Regions from separate parts of the Homo sapiens genome. Here region 1 is linked to region 2. Evidence: chromatin contacts called from ENCODE Hi-C or POLR2A ChIA-PET data. All regions are on one chromosome and are shown on one strand. The core of a region is the stretch at or near the end of the contact, and the rest is flanking DNA. Distances in the headings are between cores, read along the strand shown.

Region 1 (4,320 bases), core at 447-2,946, 46 kb after region 2:
TCATATTCAAAGTCATGAATATCTGAAAAATAACTCTCTACAGAAAGGATCTGGGAGGGAGCAATGCCAGCAAGCTGATTTCCCATAATGGCAAGCACCTCTGTGGTCTTTAGTAAGGTTAGGATATAATACCTGTTTAAAATAAAAACAAATGAAGAAAAAAGACAAGAAACAAAGAAGCTGTGAAACACCATTATTCCATTATTTGGTCTCTTCCAAAAAGACAGATGCAGCATACTTCTCTTCCACTAACAGCACTGTACCTAGCCTTCTGGGGCAGCCTCTAAATTTCACACACATTTATCTAAAAAGACCATGTTATTTTCTCCAAGAAGACCTTGTTATTTTACCTAAAAATACCCTGCTATTGCGCATCGCCATTTCCAGGAGCTGAACTATATTTAGATAGGCCTCTTCAACTTTAAGCCAAAAATGTTAGTTTGTGTTATTTTCTCATATTTAAATTTAAAATATTAATGAGCCTTTACTATGTGTTCCGTGCTGTGCTTGGGGCTATGAGAATTACAAAGTTACCATATGACATAGTTCTTGTCCAAGAATCTGTAGTTTCTTGGAAATAAGAAAGAGACACATTAAAAGCTTAAAACTGGCCGGGCGCGGTGGCTCACGCCTGTAATCCCAGCACTTCGGGAGGCCGAGGCGGGAGGATCACGAGGTCAGGAGCTCAAGACGGGGCTGGCCAACATGGTTAAAATCCCGTCTCTACTAAAAATACAAAAATTAGCCGGGCGTGGTAGTGGGTGCCTGTAATCCCAGCTACTCGTGAGGCTGACGCAGAATTGCTTGAACCCAGGACGCAGAGGTTGCAGTGAGTGGAGATCCCGCCACCGCACTCCAGCCTGGGTGACAGAGCGAGACTCCGTCCGTCTCAAAAAATAAAAAAAAAAAAAGAAAAACTGAAAACTGAAAAGGTCAAACTAAGATCTAAAAATTCAGTTAACTCCTGGACACTTCCTGCCTAATTCCAGTGTGCCCTCTCACCCAGCTAAAAGAAGGTGCAAACTTCGCTGGTCTGCAACAAGAAACCTTGCCACAGATGTTAAAGAAAAGCAGACCAAAGTATACACTAGCTAAACGTACCCCAGGGTTCTGCTAACTCAGGTTTTGCAGGAAATAAATGCCACACATATACACACACGACCTTGAGCACACATAAACATTTACCCTAGGCCTCGGGAAAGTGTCAAAATCGTTCAGAGGCTCACAACGAGGTCATAGTAGACTACTTCGGGGACGGGACGGGAAAACGCGTCAGCAGCGGGGAAGTTGTTTCTACGAAGGGTCTTTCTTCATAGACAGGAGATGGGCTGTTGGTGGAGGGGCGCAGAAAAGTCCCGATCTTCAGGAACCCCGGTGGTCCTGGGAGGAGAACTGGGAAAGCTCTCGGGGTCTCAGCAGAGAGAAGAAGCCACGCTAAAGAGTCTCCACAAGTACCCCGGGATTTGACCCCTCCAGCCCCCTAACCTGCCCTGGGGGACATGCGTTCCCGGGCCTCGTCTTCCTCTAGCGCGGATCGCTACACCCGTCCGAGCCCTCCTCGAGGGCCTCACCACCGGGCGGGGGGAGATGGAACCCGGGAGAGAAGTGCAGACCGCCAGTCCCAAGAAAACACTACACTTCAGCTGCTGCAGCCCCAGCAAACGCCGAACTCCCGGGAAAGCAACCGGTCTGACCTCACTTCCTGTCGCCGAGCGGAAGTGACGAAAAAGAGTGAGCCTTGAGGAATTGCCAGGGTAGGAAACCGGTTGCTAGGAAACTAGGGAAGGCGTGGTCTTACTTTGGGCGAGTCTACAGGGAGAAAATGATGCTCTGACAAAGATCTATTCCCCTTCCTGCTCTTCTACCTTTCATTCACGAACGCTGAGGTTTCTGACATCCCCTAGAATCTGCTCAGACACGCCTTCACTCCCAGGACAGCAGAACAGAGTTAAGAGAACTCAAGAATATTTAGGAAAACTAATATATCCCAAGCTGGATTTTTAGAGTTCTGGTGAGATATAACTTACATACCATAAAGTTCACCTGCTTAAAATGTACAAAGCAGTAGTTTTTAATACATCTATCGAGTTGTGCAATCATCCCTATAATCTGATTTTAATTTTTTTTTTTTTTTTTTTTTTTTTTTTTTTTTTTTTTTTTTTTTTTGAGGCTGAGTCTCGTTCTGTCGCCCAGGCTGGAGTGCAGTGGAGCGATCTCGGCTTACTGCAACCTCCACCTCCCGGGTTCAAGCGATTCTCCTGCCTCAGCCTCCCGAGTAGCTGAGACTACAGGCGCCCGCCACCACGCCCGGCTAATTTTTTTGTATTTTTAGTAGAGGCGGGGTTTCACCGTGTTAGCCAGGTTGGTCTCGATCTCCTGACCTCGTGATCCGCCTGCCTCAGCCTCCCAAAGTGTTGGGATTACAGGCGTGAGCCGCCGCGCCCGGCCTTTTTTTTTTTCTTTTGGAGACAGTCTGGCTCTGTCACCCAGGCTGGAATGCAGTGGTGCCATCTCGGCTTACTGCAAACTCCACCTCCCGGGTTCAAGCGATTCTCATGCCTCTGCCTCCAGAGTAGCTGGGACCACAGGCACGTGCCACCACGCCCAGCTAGGTTTTTGTTTTTTTTTTTTTTGAGACGGAGTCTCGCTCTTGTCGCCCAGGCTGGAGTGCAGTGGCGCGATCTCGGCTCACTGCAAGCTCCGCCTCCCGGGTTCACGCCATTCTTCTGCCTCAGCCTCCCGAGTAGCTAGGACTATAGGCGCCCGCCACCGCGCCGGGCTAATTTTTTGTATTTTTTTTTTAGTAGAGACGGGGTTTCGCCGTGGTCTCGATCTCCTGACCTCGTGATCCACCCGGCCTCTCAAAGTGCTGGGATTACAGGCGTGAGCCACCGCGCCCGGCCGCTAGTTTTTGTATTGTTTGTAGAGATGGGGTTTCACCATGTTGGCCAGGATGGTCTGGATCTCCTGACCTCAAGTGATCCGCCGCCTCGACCTCCCAAAGTGCTGGGATTACAGGTATGAGCCACCGCGCCCAGCCTGCCTGATTTTAAACATTTTCATTACCCCAAAAGGAAACCCTGAAACCATTCGGAGTCACTCCCTGTTCTCCCCCATTTCTCCTCCCCCTTCCAGCCCTAGGCAATCATTAATCTACTTTCTGTTTGTATACACTTGCCTTTTCTGGACATTTTATATATAATATGTGGTCTTTGTGACTGACTTTCACTTTGGGTAATGTTTTTGAGGATTATCCCTATTGTAGCTTGTATTAGTACTTCATTTATTTGTTGTTGCAAATAATTTTGTTTACCCTTTTGTTAGTTAATAGACATTTGAGTTGTTTTACTTTTACGTTATTATGAATAATGTTCCTATGTTCATAGCATTAGTCTATAAGTCTTTGTGTTGCCATATGTTTTCATTTCTGTTGGATAGATACTGAGGAACGAAATTGTGGGCTCATATGGTAGCTCTATGTTTAACATTTGAGAAACTGCCAAACTGTTTTCCAAAGTGCAGGCACCATTTTACATTCCCATTAGCAATATATGAGGGCTCTAATTTCTCCACATTCTTGCTGACACTGTTATTATCTTCTTTTTTTATTATCCTGGTGGCTGTTAAGTGGTATCTCATTGTTGCTTTAATTTGTATTTCCCTAATAACCAATTCCGTTAAGCATCTTTCTTATTGTGCTTGTTTTCTATTCATATATCTTCTTTGAAGAAATGTTTATGATTTGACTATTTTTTAATTGGTTTATTTGTCTTTTTATTATTGAGTTGTAAGCATTCTTTATATATTCTAGATACAAATCCCTTGTTGGAGATATTATTTGCAAATATTTTCTCTCTGTTGTCTTTTCACTTTTTTGATAGTATTCTTTGAAACACAAAATGTTTTAATCCAAAGCTGAAATCGTTATTATCCCTGCAACATTCCCTCCTCCCTTCTTCTCCATCTCAATATGCAGCACTACTACCCACTGAATTCCTCAAGACTATAAATTTGGAACTCATTAAGTCATCCTTAACATATTCCTACTCTCCCCCTCCTTCCTCACCACACTCATTCCTCCCATTCAGTGATCACTTGCTCTTGCTGATTCTATCCCCAAAATATGCCTTGAACCCATTCACTGCCATCTCAAGGCCTAGGCCAAGCAACCATCATTGTCATGATGTCTACATTTTGAAACCCACACAGAAAAGGCACTCCTCACTCCTGATATTATTTTGTATACTTCTCCCAAAATTTTTTCTGGGTCTTTTACGGTTTCATTTTGTGCTCTCAAATTTCTGAAGTATAGCTACAACT
Region 2 (4,391 bases), core at 1,719-4,218:
ATCTCTTTATATGGATTGAAGTTACTGTATCATATTCTTTCATTTCAGCATAAAGGACTCCCTTTAGTATTTCTTTTAGGGAAAATCTGCTGGCAATAAATTCCCTCTTTTTATTTATCTTGAAATTCTTAATTTCTCCTTGGTTTCTGAAGGACAATTTTACTGCCACAGAATTATTGGTTGACAGTCTTTTCCTTTCAACACACTGACTTCTGGCCTCTATCATTTCTGACTTAAAAATCAACTGTTAATTTTATAGAACATCCCTTGTATGTGATGAGTCACTTTTCTCTCTCTGCTTTCAAAATTCTGTCTTTGTCTTCCAACAGTTTATGATGTGTCCAGGTATGGCTCCCTTGATTTTGTCCTATTTAGAATTCATTGAATTCTTGGGTGTGCAGATTAATGTTTTCCATCAAACATGAAAAGTTCTCAGCCATTATTTCTTCAAATATTCTTTCTGTCCCCTTTTCTCTCTCCTCTCCTACTGGAACTTTTATTATGCATGTGTGAGAATGCTTGATAGTGCACCACAGGTCTCTAAGGCTCTATTCATTTTTCTTTATTCTTTTCTTCTTTGTACCTCTGACTGGATAATACCAACCATCTTCAAATTCTCTGATTTTTTGCTCTTATCAGTGGAAATCTGCTATTGAAGTTCTCCAGCAAATTTTCTGTTATTATACTTTTCAGTTCCAGAATTTCTATTTTATGATTTCTATCTCTTTATTGATATTGTCTATTTGGTTAGACACTGTTCTCATACTTTCCTTTAAATATTTAGACATGGTTTTAGTTCTTTGCACATATTTTTAATAGCTGATTTAAAATCTATGTCTAGTAAGGTTTTTTCCTAGGTATAAGCCATCCTTACTTGTTTCTTTGCCTAACTTGTAATCTTTTGTTCAAAACTGTGCATTCAAAATTAATATAACGTGTCAATTTTGGAAATAAGATTCCAAAGTGTTGCTATTTGTTTAATGACTTTCCTCCACTAATTCTATAAAGTCTGTATTCCTTGTCATATGTGGCCACTGAAGTCTCTGTTCAGTTAGGTAAGTGATCACCTAATAACTGGCAGGTATTTCTTTCAATGCCTTGAACAATTAAGTGAGGGTTTTGTTTGTGTTGTGGCACACCTTCAACACTCCATCAAGCATTTTACATCTCTGCTTTAGCCTTCAGTTCTTGCTTGCACAGAGTCTCAAAGCCAGCCAGACATGAGAATTTGGTCTTTTCAGTTTCTTCCTGGGTATGTGCACAACTCTACACATACATGTGGTCTTATAAGGACCCAAGAATAGATCAAAACTTTTCAAAGGCCCATATGGACATCTCATTACCCAGTTCTTCCTTTTAAGCTTTCTGTCAGCCTGCTGATGCCACCTCAAGATGACTGCTATGTTAAATAAATGGTGCTGATTAGTTTCAACAAGTGCCCTGTGAGTAAGAGTTTTCTCAAAGAACAAGGTATGGGCCAAGTCAAATAAAGATGGGCCCTGAAAACAGAACTTTTCAGCCAGCTGGCACAGAGGTCAAATAGTGACAATTCTCTGGAGATGTGCTTTTGGGGAGCTCCAATGCCATTATGACCCCTCCACTGTCTACTAAGGGGCTAGTTTTCATAACTACCATAGTTGTGAGGCTGTTTTTCCAGACTACCACAGAGCTGGTAAAGGGGGATAAGATTACAGTAAGTTAAGGACGACATGGCTCACTATTCTTACTGAGAGTCAGGTGTTTTTCTTGAATCCACTTTAGATTGCTGAAAGGTGTTAGCTGATTTCCAAAGTTCTCAGAAAATTGACTTTGACAGTCTTTGCCAGTATTCTCATTGCTTTATGGAGGAACAGATTTTTGGAGGTCCTTACTCTGCCATTCCAAAATAGAAACCCCATATGCTTTTCTTAAACCTAATTTTAAAAAACACAATTATCAATGTTTTTCATTGATAACTGCTGCTGAACTTTTAGTTTGCTCCTAATTTTTTGCTATTATAAAGAAAGTCAATCTGAACAGTCTTGAAACTAAATCTGAGTTGATTCTTAGTTACTTCCTTAGGATATGTACATCATAAAGGCTTGTGATACATATATTGTAAAAAAACCTCCAGGAAAGAGGTATCAATTGCATTCCACCAGAGGGCACTATATGAGAGTGCATCAATGGCATTATGAGGTTTTCATGCTAGTAGGGTTTTTGTCTCACTGAGAGAGGCCTACATATTCTTTTCATAAGTTTTCTCTTTCATTGTAGTTTATAATATTAACTTAAATGGTTTCTTCTCTTTCCCTTTCTTGCCCCTCTCTTCCTGTTCCAAAAATTTAACTTCCTAAGATTCAGACATCAGGCTTTTGTTGCCCTTCATATTCCCTTTACTTCATAGCCACTCAAAAACGCTGACTTTCAACACTACCAGTGACTCCAAAACATGTAACCCTAACATTGACAACTTTCTTTTGTACTGCTCATATTGTTTTAAGTTTTCACTGTGATAGAACTCCATTTAGATATTTTACTACCACCCCAATTTCAACGAATACCAAATGCATCCATCTCCCCTAAAATTGAGAAGCTGAATGAGCCAGAAATAAGGTAGCACAAGAAGAAAACATAGAAAATATAATTTAGAATACTATAAACAAATAAGTTGAAAAAGCTGTGCAAAAGTTTAGAAAAACAGCAATTTTTCAAGAACTAGTCCCAAAGAGACAAACTGAAAGTTTAACTCAAATAAGAAAAAAGAAAATGGCAGAGCCAAGATCTAGGTAGTCCAAATCACCAGTCATAATTCAGTAAGAAAATCAGGACTGGGAACTGAATGGTCTGCCAACATCACTCATGGGGGAAACTCCTCTTAGTCAGAATGTACTAGTAACATTTCCTAAGAAAACACATTAGCTTTGCTGTTCTTTCCCTGCCACCAGCTGTTTCCCACTTGGCTCTGGCAATAAGAATTGCTTCCTTCTCCCCTCACCAGTCAATAAAGGCATGTGATAAGGGCGACACACTGCATTTTCTTACCCTCTTTCCCAAGCCAAGGCCCATGGCTGGCCACAAACGAGAGCAGGTGTTACAGCAAAGCAAAAGAGTAACTGCATTCAGAGGAGATCCAGTCTCCTAACCATACAGACTTCCCAAATTCTATAAAGTCAGCTAAATTACCAAAATTTGGGGGATATTATCTGAAATGTGATACCAAAATACCACTGTCTAAAGCATGACACTGGGATACAGAAGGTATGACTGTAATAAAAATCACTTGAGAACTAACAAGCAGGGTTTTTGCAATTTACCATCCTAATAAAGGGGACAATGAATCCAACTGATAATAACAAAGAACCACTTGGAAAACAATTATCTGAAGAGGTACTTAAAATGCTAATTAAAATGCTAAGAATGGGCTGGGTGCGGTGGCTCACACCCGTAAACTCAGCACTTTGGGAGGCTGAGGCGGGCGGATCACTTGAGGTCAGGAGTTCAAGACCAACCTGGCCAACAATGGCAAAACCCCTCTCTGCTAAAAAGACAAAAATTAGCCAGATGTGGTGGCACACGCCTGTAGTCCCAGCTACTTTGGAGGCTGAGGCAGGAGAATCACTTGAACCCAGGAGGCGGTGGTTGCAGTGAGCCAGGATCGTGCCACTGTACTCCATCCTGGGCAACAGAGCGAGACTGTCTCAAAAAAAAAAAAAGGCTAAGAATGGTTAGGAAAAAATCAAAAGAATGGTAGTAGCAGGGGAAGGAAAGAGCAGGGATTTAAAAGAAAGGAATAGAAGGGAACCTCCTGGTATGATGGTCAAATTTTGCATCTTGAGAGGGATTCAGGATACAGTGGTATTATTTGTCAGAACTCATGGAATGGTTCATTTAAGATCTGTGTACTTCATAGCATACAAATTTTATATCAAGAAGAAAAAAGAGCTATAAATATTGAAATCCTGTTAATGATGCGCATGCTGAACTTTTTAGAGGGCACATACTGATGTCTGTATCTTATTTTGAAATCATTAAAAAAAAATGGGGCCAGGTAGTAGCTCACACTTGTATCCCAGCATTTTGGGAGACTTGAGAGGGTAGGATCACTTGAAGTCAGGAGTTCAAGACCAGCCTGGGCAATGTGGCGAGACCCCATTTCTCAAGTAAAAAAAAAAATTTTTTTAATTAGCTGGGTGTGGTGGCATGCGCCTGTAGTCCTAGTTACCTGAGAGGCTGAGGCGGGAGGATTGCTTGAAACCCAGGAGTGCAAGGTTACAGTGAGCTATGATCAGGCCACTGCACTCCAGCCTGGGCAAAAAGAGACCCTGTCTCTAAGAAATAAAATAAAAATAAAAATTTTAAACAATAGATTGATGGGAGGCAGAAAAATGAATAGTTATAAAACAGAGCAA

Evidence for each region. Hi-C counts contacts between places; a loop is a spot of excess contacts on that map. ChIA-PET counts read pairs that join two places held with the same protein, here RNA polymerase II (POLR2A). Pooled maps may share reads with other maps.
Region 1: a loop to region 2 is called in a map of endothelial cell of umbilical vein, with 6 times the contacts of the local background. The contact joins the promoter of PIK3R4 here to the enhancer-like site in region 2. A Hi-C loop is called at or near these places in 4 of 168 maps with a recorded cell type or tissue (Caco-2, HepG2, IMR-90 and 1 more) and 9 of 50 pooled maps. POLR2A ChIA-PET finds 5 or more read pairs at or near these places in 10 of 52 experiments (AG04450, GM12878, OCI-LY7 and 6 more).

What each region holds. Positions count from the first base shown.
Region 1 is chr3:130,745,133-130,749,452 of GRCh38, forward strand. It overlaps PIK3R4 (phosphoinositide-3-kinase regulatory subunit 4), which reads right to left and starts at 1,697. Exons shown (of 20, transcript NM_014602.3): 1 at 1,186-1,697; 2 at 1-132. The coding sequence starts at 86. RefSeq lists an enhancer at 1,378-1,437 and a silencer at 2,672-2,721.
Region 2 is chr3:130,697,828-130,702,218 of GRCh38, forward strand. The region is part of intron 13 of PIK3R4 (phosphoinositide-3-kinase regulatory subunit 4); the gene reads right to left. Among named protein-coding and RNA genes, the nearest start is that of PIK3R4, 47 kb to the right of the region's middle. Within about 2 kb of position 2,969, at least 2 of the 41 ENCODE cell types and tissues checked have a DNase peak (open chromatin) inside an H3K27ac peak, as active enhancers do.